Linked DNA regions of Homo sapiens: region 1 is linked to region 2. A link is a loop called in an ENCODE intact Hi-C map of the cell type or tissue named here. Cell type or tissue: A673. All regions are shown on one strand. Links, peaks and the distances in the headings refer to the core of each region. The heading gives the core; the rest is flanking DNA.

Evidence for each region. Peaks named below come from ENCODE experiments on the same cell type or tissue, not always from the same donor. Only the 100,000 strongest peaks of a DNase experiment are listed, where the experiment ranks them.
Region 1: it touches region 2 in a loop (4-fold over the local background); 1 of 110 quality-filtered maps calls a loop at or near these places.

What each region holds. Positions count from the first base shown.
Region 1 is chr7:69,370,686-69,376,063 of GRCh38, reverse strand. No RefSeq gene overlaps it. Among named protein-coding and RNA genes, the nearest start is that of CT66, 220 kb to the left of the region's middle. In A673, for the core only: no CTCF peak of the experiment used is centred there; a DNase peak (open chromatin) is centred at 2,193; H3K4me3 peaks cover 252 bases.
Region 2 is chr7:69,316,757-69,322,134 of GRCh38, reverse strand. No RefSeq gene overlaps it. Among named protein-coding and RNA genes, the nearest start is that of CT66, 280 kb to the left of the region's middle. RefSeq lists a silencer at 126-288. In A673, for the core only: no CTCF peak of the experiment used is centred there; a DNase peak (open chromatin) is centred at 3,154.

The DNA.
Region 1 (5,378 bases), core at 74-5,073, 54 kb before region 2:
AACTATCTGATCTTTGACAAACCTGACAAAAACAAGCAATGGGGAAAGGACTCCTTATTTAATAAATGGTGCTGGGAAAACTGGCTAGCCATAGGTAGAAAGCTGAAACTGGATCCCTTCCTTACACCTTATACAAAAATTAATTCAAGATGGATTAAAGACTTACATGTTAGACCTAAAACCATAAAAACCCTAGAAGAAAACCTAGGCAGTACCATTCAGGACATAGGCATGGGCAAGGACTTCATGTCTAAAACACCAGAAGCAATGGCAACAAAAGCCAAAATTGACAAATGGGATCTAATTAAACTAAAGAGCTTCTGCACAGCAAAAGAAACTACCATCAGAGTGAACAGGAAACCTACAGAATGGGAGAAAATTTTTGCAACCTACTTATCTGACAAAGGGCTAATATCCAGAATCTACAATGAACTCAAACAAATTTACAAGAAAAAAACAAACAACCCCATCGAAAAGTAGGCGAAGGATATGAACAGACACTTCTCAAAAGAAGACATTTATGCAGCCAAAAAACACATGAAAAAATGCTCGTCATCACTGGCCATCAGAGAAATGCAAATCAAAACCAAATGAGATACCATCTCACACCAGTTAGAATGGCAATCATTAAAAAGTCAGGAAACAGCAGGTGCTGGAGAGGATGTGGAGAAATAGGAACACTTTTACACTGCTGGTGGGACTGTAAACTGGTTCAACCATTGTGGAAGTCAGTGTGGCAATTCTTCAGGGATCTAGAGCTAGAAATACCATTTGACCCAGCCATCCCATTACTGGGTATATACCCAAAGGATTATAAATCATGCCGCTATAAAGACACATGCACACATATGTTTATTGCGGCACTATTCACAATAGCAAAGACTTGGCACCAACCCAAATGTCCAACAACGATAGACTGGATTAAGAAAATTTGGGTTTTTTTTTTATTTTTTAAAGACAGGATCTTGCTCTTACCCAGGCTGAGAGTGCAGTGGCACGATCATAGCTCACTGCAGCCTCTAACTCCTGGGCTCAAGCAATCCTGCCTCAGCCTCCTGAGTATCTGGGAGTACAGATACATGCCAGCATCCCTAATTCCCTAATTAATTTTTTTGTAGAGATGAGGTCTTGCTATATTGCCCAGGCTAGTCTTGAACTCCTGGCCTCAAGGTTGCGCGCCTGCCTTGTCTTCCCAAAGTGTTGGGATTACAGGTGTGAGCCCTGCACCTGGTCTCTCTTTTTTTTTTTTTTTTTTTTTTTTTGGAGACAGGGTCTTGCTCTGTCATCCAGACTGGAGTGCAGTGGTGTGAACATGGCTCACTGCAGTCTCGACTTCCCAAGCTCAAGCGATTCTCTCACCTCAGCCTCTGGTGTAGTTGGGACTGCAGATGTGTGCCATCATGCCTAGCTAATTTTTAATTTTTTTTGTAGAAACGGGAGTCTTGCTTTGTTGCCCAGAGTGGGCTCGAACTCCTGGGCTCAAGTAAGCCTCCTGCCTCAGCCTCCCAAAGTGCTGCGATTACAGGTGTAAGCCACTGCACTCGGCCCTCTTTTTAATAAGCAATGAGTTCTCAGAAAATACCTCGCGAATTCTTATTTAGTTATTCATTGTGGTAAAGTATACATACAGATTTGCTATTTTAAGCATTTTAAGTGCATTTAATACATGTGCAATGTTGTGCAACTGTTACCATTATCCATTTCCAGTTCTTTTTCATCGTCCCAAACAGAAACTCTGTATGCAGTAAACATTTGCTCCCTATGTTCCCCGCTATCCTGGGCTCTGCATGCAGAATTATACAATCCTGGCCTTTTGTGTCTGGTTTATTTCACTTAGCATATCCTTAGGAATTCTTGACAGCTCTCTGGAATTTGGCCGCTCCGATGTTTTGGATACAGATTTCTGGAGTATGTGACATAAATCTTCAATTATTTTCTCAGAGACTCTGCCCCTTCTTGAGATGATGAACGAAGTTTCTATCCAAAAAACCCATTTTGCACATTTTTAGTACAACCTCCCATAGCAACAGTTGTGAGATGGTAGTTCCACATTTGCCAAAGACGTTTTTCAGAGAAAATGTGGCAGATGGCAGTGCCAATCCACTGCGAAGGTGCTTTGTGCCGTGCATGGCTTGGCACATAGAGGCCCCGGAAATTCTTCATCATGCAATAGATGCCTGAGCTTCCTTATCCTGAGTCATTACAACCCCTGTGGTGTGAGCACTTGTCACGTGTTAAAACACTTCTTCATTTTAATGGCTTTAATAAAAAATTTTTACAAGCCCCCATTTTTTCATTATCAGATTCAACAGGCATAAAATTACTCTGCCAAACTGCTATAAAAGTTTCTAAATGCTTATTCCTGATTTCTGTGATTATCTTGTGGCTCAGTAGCAAAGGGTTCTCACACCACACCCTGAGTAGCTCTGCTGTAGGTAGCACCACATGTGAGGAGGAGGGTTGCTTGGAAGTTCACTTTATGTTAGTTTGAGAGATAAGGTCTTGCTCTGTTGCTCAGGCTGGAGTGCAATGGTGCACTGCAGCCTCGACTTCCTGGGCTCAAGCAGAAATGTTGACCTGACTTTGAGTCTGTACTCACCTGACCTTTGGCATTTACTTCCTCTACAATCTTCTCCTCCTCCTACTCCTCCTCCTTCTTCTTCCTCTTCTTCTTTCTTCCTCCTCTTCCTCCTCCTCTTGTTCTTCTCCTTTTCCTCCCCCCTCCCTCCTCACTTCCTCTTCCTCCTCCTCTTCCTCCTTCTTCTCCTTCTTCTACCTCTTCTCCTTCTTCTTCTTCTCCTCCTCCTCCTTCTTCTTTCTTCTTTCTTCTTCCCTTCTTTTTTCTTCATGTAAGAGACAGGGACTTCCTCTGCCACTAAGGCTGGAATGCAGTGGTGCAATCATAGCTCACCACAGCCTCAAACTCCTGAGCTCAAGCCATCCTCCCACCCTGGCCTCCCAAGTAGCTGGGACTACAGGCGCACATCACCACACCTGGCTAATTAAAAAAAAAACTTTTTTGTAGACATGGGGGCTCACTATATTGCCCAGGCTGGCCTCAAACCTCTGGGCTCAAGCAGTCCTCCCACCTTGGCCTCCCAAAGTGCTAAGATTACAGGTATGAGCCACTTTGCCAGCTAGGGCTTACTTTAATAACATTTTTGAAAGATATGTTCCCTCAAGACAATGTTTCCGGCCGAGCACAGTGGCTCATGCCTGTAATCCCAGTATTTTGGGAGGCCAAGGCCAGCGGATCACTTGAGGTCAAGAGCTTGAGACCAGCCTGGTCAACATGGTGAAACCCAATCTCTACTAAAAATACAAAAATTAGCTGGTTTTGGTGGTGGGCATCTGTAATGCCAGCTACTAGGGAGGCTGAGACAGAAGAATTGCTTGAACCCAGGAGGCAGAGGTCGCAGTGAGCCAAGATCGCGCCACTGCACTCCAGCCTGGGTGACAGAGTAAGACGCAGTCTCAAAAAACAAAGACAACATTTCCTCTTACTGACCCTTTACTTCCTCATACCATGGGAGTAGATTGGTTTGCCTGAACAAATCTCTATTACCCAGACACTGGGTGCACCAATTCCTAGCCCTTTTTTTGGGTCTTACTAACTGTATTCATTTATTTATTTAGAGACAAGTCTCTCTTCGTTGCCCAGGCTGGAGTGCAATGGTGCCATCATAGCCCAGTGCAGCCTCCAATTCCTGGGCTCAAGCAATCCTCCTGCCTCAGCCTCCTAACTAGCTGGGACTCCAGGCATGTACCTCAAAGCCCAGCTAATTTTATTTTTTGTAGAGACAAGGTTTTGCTGTGTTGCTCAGGCTGGTCTGGAACTCCTGGACTCAAGCCCCTCTTCTGCCTCAGCCTCCCAAAGTGTTAGGATTACAGGCATGAGCCACCACGCCTGACAACAATATTTAAATCTCTGAACAGTTCTAGGTGCTTGTGACAAGCGTGTCTTCAATAATTGTACAAGTTAATGCAATGTTGAATCTTATGTGATGGGTGTGTCTTAAGGGAAGCTGACATCATAAGAAATCTTGAGGCCTATATTCATTTGGGCTCCATAGATGGGCAATCCTGTAGTATACTTCTACTTAGAAGGTCATGACTAAATTCCAGAGATGGCCACTTAGCCGATGAATCTCAGGATGCAGCTGAATGGACATTAACCATCTCAGCATCGCAGGAGGCATCCAGTGAGCCTTCCAGAGTGAGCTATGATATCATCCCACGCACGTAGCTTTTGTGTGGTGTAGTGCACAAACACCTGGGTCTAGGGCTGGGTTCAAGTCCTCCTCTGCCATTTCCTGTTTATGTGAGCTTGAGCAGGCACTTAACCTCTCAGAGCCTCCTGGATTAAACATGTTAGGAGGATTGAACGAGAATCCCTGGAGAGCTTGGTGCCTGGTGTATAGCAAGCACTCAAATGTTGGTTTTGTTCTCCTCTGAGATTTCTCCGCTGTGGTCCAGAAAGCAGCTTTTGAATCCTCAGGTTATAGGTGGAAAGCACAGTCAATTGCTTCACAGTGGTGGTTCAGAACAGATTGATACTGCCTGCTGTTGCATGGTGTTTTTTTTTTTTTTTTTTCTGGAGAGTCTGCAGTCCTTGTCTTTTAAAGAGATTGTGTTTGGTAGCAGTAAACAGGCTTTTAGCAAAACGGCTCTTTAATCCCATTCAAGAATGTTCTGCACTTACAATAGAAATGAAAATGAAAACTAAAATGAGATATCCTTTATTTTTTTTTGAGACAGAGTCTTGTTCTGTTGCCCAGGCGGGAGTGCAGTAGCAAGATCTCGGCTCACTGCAACCTCCATCTCTCGGGTTCAAGTGATTCTCCTGCTTCAGCCTCCTGAGTAGCTGGGATTACAGGTGCCTCCTATCACCGCGGGTACTTGTTTGTATTTTAGTTTGTATTTTTAGTTTCACTACGTTGGCCAGGCTGGTCTTGAACTCCTGACCTCAGGTGATCCACCCGCCGTGGCTTCCCAAAGTGCTGGGATTACAGGTGTGAGCCACCACACCTGGCCGAGATATCATTTTTTACCTATGGGTTGGGGAAAGATCAAGAGTTTGATACCATGCTGGGTTAGGGGTGGGATTGGACAGCAGGCATGGCAGAAGTGTAAATTGGAACAGTGTTCATGGAGAGCAATTTAGCAATGTCTATCACAATCACAAATGTACATTTCACTTTTAGAAAAGTATTTATACTTGCTGATATGCAAAAGAGAGTGTTTACTGACATAATATGATTTTTAAGAATTTTGTTTTGTTTTGTTTTGTTTAGAGACAGGGTCTTACTCTGGGTCACCTAGGCTGGAGTGCAGTGGTACAGTCACAGCTCACTGCAGCCTCGAACTTCTGGGCTCAA
Region 2 (5,378 bases), core at 59-5,058:
TGTTATTAACAACCAATGCAGTATAAGTCTTTAGCCAGGTGCGGTGGCTCACACCTGTAATCCCAACACTTTGGGAGGCCGAGCCAGGTGGATCACTTGAGCTCCAGAGATCGAGACCAGCCTGGGCAATATAGTGAGACCCTGCCTTTACAAAAAGTAAAAAAATTAGCAGGGCAAAGTGTTGTGCACCTGTAGTCCCAGCTACGTGGGAGGCTGAGATGGGAGGGTTGCTTGAGCCTGGGAGGCAGAGGTTGCAGTGAGCTGAGATTGCGGCGCTACACTCAAGCCTGGGTGACAGAGTGAGAGCCTGTCTCAAAAAAAAAAAGAAAGAAAAAATAACAAACAACAAAAAACAAATAATAAGTTTTTAGTAGGTGAGAGATTATACCCAGGTAACTTGTTCAGTGTGCTTTCAGTTACTGGGTCTAACCTCAAAGGCACTAGCTCTGAAAGACCACTTGAATTAGTGTGCTTCAAATTCTATGGTTCTATTAATGTTGATTGTCAAGATACACTTATTATTATACTTTAATTTATATAATCCAACTGGAAAGAGTCAGTGGAGGAGGTTTGGGGCTTTCTTGTGCTGGAGATCATCAACAAAGAAATAGATGAGGGCTGGGCATGGGGCTCATGCCAGTAATCCCAGCACTTTGGGAGGCCGAGGTGGGAGGATCATTTGAGGCTAGGAGCTCGAGACTAACCTGGGTAAGATGGGGAGACCCTATCTCTATAAAAATAAAAATAAAATAATTAGGCATGGTGGTGTGCGCCTGTAGTCCCAGCTACTCAGGAAGCTGAGATGGAAGGATCGCTTGAACTCAGGAATTTGAGGTTGCAGTGAGCTATGATCATAGCACTACACTCCAACTTGGATGACACAGTCAGATTTTGTCTCTCTAAAAAAATTAAAAAGAAAAAAGAAATAGGTGAGTATCAGTTCTAAACCCCTGAGATGTTCATCTGACTGTGGATAGAGGGTTGTCCGTAATACTCCTTTTGTTTTCTTTTTCTTTTTTGAGATGGAGTTTCACTCTTGTTGCCCAGGCTGGAGTGCAGTGTTGCGATCTCAGCTCACTGCAACCTCCGCCTCCCGGGTTCTAGAGCTTCTCCTGCCTCAGCCTCCCGAGTAGCTGGAATTATAGGCATGCACCACAACGCCTGGCTAATTTTGTATTTTTTTTTTTTTTTTAGTAGAGACGGGGTTTCTCCATGTTGGTCAGGCTGGCCTTGAACTCCCGACCTCAAGCCCGCCTCGGCCTCCCAAAGTGCTGGGATTACAGGTGTGAGCCACCGTGCCTGGCCAATACTCTTGGCACAACTGGCAATTGAACATCATATTTAAAAGTCCCCTGGCATCTCCAAGCTGGGACCTTTCAACCTCAACCCCTCTCCTTGCCATTTTCATTGGCCAGGCAGAAACAAAAATGGCACAGGTGATGCCCTTTGGAGTTTGCATTGATTCCTGCCGCCCTTTGGTGTCTGATGAGGGCCTTGTTTCCATGCAATGGCTGAACAGACTGCTGGGCCATGGGTTGAGAGGCTCCTCTTAGCCTTCTCTTGTCCATTTACTCTTGCTGTGACCACCATGCTGTTTGGTGCTTTCATCCTTTTTGCATTTGTGTGTTTTCCAAATTAGTAGTTTGCTCTTGTGTGTTGACCTTTTTAATATTCTGTATTTTGATTGGTTGTTCTTACCATTCTCTCTCATTTTCAGCCTGGCTAACCCTCCAGGGAAGAGGTGAAACAGCTATCCAATAAAAATACAAAATACTGAAAAGGTCAAAATACACTATTACAATAAATTACCATAACTCAAACAGGGAAGCAGGCATTAAAATTCTGATACGTACAAGGATGGAGATTGGCATGAGAGTTGAAAATGGCATTGCATTAATGCATTTGGATGTCAGAGTTCATCCAGAAGAGAGTAAACATTCTGAAACCAGAGTCTGAACATTATTTTGTGAGTCTTCTATGCTGTCACACCCCAGCATTGTTGAATAATAGAAATGCTGTCCTGAGCCGACGACTTTCACCGTTTTTCCTTCTTCCCCAGCAGTGAGGACAAGAGGGGAAAAAGAAAGAACAAACATCGTCTCTGCAAGTTGAAACTCTTAAATCTGGCTTGCCAAGAATCCGTTACAATTTATGGTTGGTCAAGACACAGGGCATTCATTTTATTTATTTTATTATCTGGGTTCTACGGCTGTCATTTGGCAGAAATGTCAGGTGCATAAGATAGAAGCACATAGGTTGGGTAATATGGCAAGCTCCTCTCACTACAAAGAATAAAAAAATAGGCAGGTGTGGTGGCTGGCGCATCCCTGTAGTCCTATGGAGGACTGAAGTGGGAGGATCACTTGAGCCTGGGAGATTGAGGCTGCAGTGAGCCATGATCATGCCACTGTACTCCAGCGTGGGCGACAGAGTAAGACCCTGTCTCAAAAAATAATAACAATAAAAAAATAAAAAAAGAAATAAGAAGAGACCTAGTTCTAATACTGCCATGGACTTGCTATGGCTTAGGCCATTTCCCTAACACTCTTAACCTAGTTTGCCTCATAAAAACATCAAAGTCATTATGAATATCACACAAGATATTGGGGATAAAAGTGCCTAACACAGGTTGTACCACTTTGCAAGTCTTGAGCAATATAAACTATCTTTTTCTCACCCCCCCCCGAGCTCTGTGATCTTGGACAAGTCTCTGAACCTCTCTGAGCCCTGCTTGCTTTCTTTTTTCTAGAGCTAGGAGGAGAAACCTAGTGGTCAAGTGGATGATTCAATGACTTGCCAGGGAGTCTCTCTTCCCTCCATCCCATGTGGGCAGCAAAGTTCAATGAATCAGATCTCCAACCTGCAAGGCCATTTCATATTGGTTGGATCAATAGAAGCTCCATTTTTTTTCCCTCTGAGATATCGCCAGCAGACATCACTTGGTGGCTACTGACAGCCAGGCAGCTGGCAGCTGTGGCCCGCTCACCTCTCCTGCCTGTCACCCAGTAATGATGGCAGAACCCCACAGGGGCAGGGTGTGCTATCAAACGCCTGACGGAACTTCAGGGGACAGAGCTTCTGCTCATGGGCATCGCAATCTAATCGGCTCCTGCTTGAACAAATTATCTCTTAAGTGCTAGCGTGAAGAGAGCTGTGTTAATCTACTAAATCGTAAACCTTCCCCGCAGTGTGATGCCGTGATCCAGACAGATACTAATCTGCAGCCATGCTGTCAGTTTTGGTTTTGACACCAACACTTCGAATTGCCAACAGGAAATCATATTTGACATTTAATTCCAATCACACAGAGGCTTTCATTGAAAGCACTGTCAGTTTACCTTTATTTGGGAAGAAAGAAGACAATATGCTCATGTCTTCTGGTAATTTTTTTTTCCCTTGGAGGAGGTGGGGTGGAGAGGAGAGAGGAAGAAAATTCAAACTTCAAATAATGCACCAGCCGAAGAAGTGCTGTAATCCTCATGTCACCCTCATGTTGAATCCACTCCCACGTGCCTTTGGTTTTCATATTCTCACATTTGCCGCATTCCAGTAAATCTCCATCATTTTACACAGATTAGGCATTAATTCAGGTCAAATCAGGATTAATTAGTTAGTCTGAACCAGCCAGTGGCATCAATGTGCCAGCAAGCATTTTAAAATAATCTGTTCTTATTTTGAGTCAGTATTTTCCGAGAGTGGGACCTCTGGATAAAATTGCAATCAAGTATCAGATAGGACTGGAAAATTTAAAAAGCAAAATGTCAGTTTCAGCAATGTTTAAATCTCACCTGTCACTAGGATGCAACCTGAGTCCTGTGGGAAATAAAGGAATGGGTGGAGGGCTGGAGAGAGGGAATGTGTTCAGAGAGTAAGAGAATCAACCTGGAGGCTGGGTGTGGTGGCTCACAGCTGTAATCCCAGTGCTTTGGGAGGCCAAGGCAGGAGGATCGCTTGAAGCCAGGAGTTCGAAACCAGCCTGGACAACACAGGGAGACTGCCCCACCCCCATCTCTACAGAAAATTAAAAAATGAGCCAGGCATTGTGGTGCATGCCTGTAGTCCCAGCTACTTGGGAGGCTGAGGCAAGAGGGTGGCTTGAACCTATGAGGTCGAGGCTGCCAGTGAGCTATGATTATGTCACTGCACTCCAGCCTGGGTGACAGAGTGAGACCCTGTCTCTGAAAAAAAAAAAAAGAAAGGAAAAAAGAACCAGCCTTTCAAGTCAAGGGTTGTTTAATTTGAGAGTGTTCCAGAACCAGCCAGAGAACTTCTAAAAGACAGATCTCAGTGGGTGCCACCAACTTTCTGATTCAGCAGGGCCCTGGAGTGGGGCCCCCAAATTTGCAGTTTTAACAAGTTCCCAGTTGATGCTGATGTTGCCGGCCTGGGATTACCCTACTTTGAGAATCACTGTTTTAAAATCAGCATACCTGGTGGCCTTTAGATAGGGCAGAATAGAAACATACCCTGAGACGCGAAGAGTGGGGCTGGGGAAAACGTTTACCTCCAAATCAAACAGAAAGCATATCCCCTCTCTCTACGCCCTTTATCCATCCCTTTATTTCCCACAGGACTCAGGTTGAGAAAGGTAGCATTTCAGTGGCAGGCAAGATTTAAACGTGGCTAAAATGGACTTTTTTTTTTCCCATTTTGAGTCCTGTCTGATACTTGATTGCAATTTTATCCAGAAGTCTCACTCTCAGGAAATGCTGACTCAAAATAAGAACAGATTATTTTAAAATGCTTGCTGGCACATTGATGCCACTGGCCTGCAGACTTGGCAGGGAGGTCGGAAGTGCAGCCCCCAAACCAGCCAGTATTTGAGGACTAAGGGACTGCATTAGTCTGTTCTCATGCTGCTGATAAAGACATACCAGAGACTGGGTAGTTTATAAGAATAAAAAGAAGTTTAATGGACTCACAGTTCCATCTGGCTGGGGAGGCCTCACAATCATGGCGGAAGGCGAAAGGCACGTCTTTCTTGGTGGCAGACAAGAGAGTATGAGGACCAAGTTAAAGGAGTTTCCCCTTATAAAACCATCAGATCTCGTGAGACTTACTCACTACCATGAGAACAGTATGGGGAAAACCGCCCCCATGATTCAGTTATCTTCCACTAGGTCCCTCCCACAACATATGAGAATTATGGAAGCTACAATTCAAGATGAGATTTGGGTGGGGACAAAGCGAAACCATATTCAGGGCCAATTATGTGGTATAGCTGATCTTTTCCCATCTCACCTGTTGTCTTCCCACATTTTGACTATTTTGGCAATATAAGAAGGTGTCAGGGCCACAGAGCAAACTGAAGGCAACTTATTTGGAGCACTGAAAATGAAATCAAAAGTGAAACTCTTGGTTAGGATAATGCATGCTCA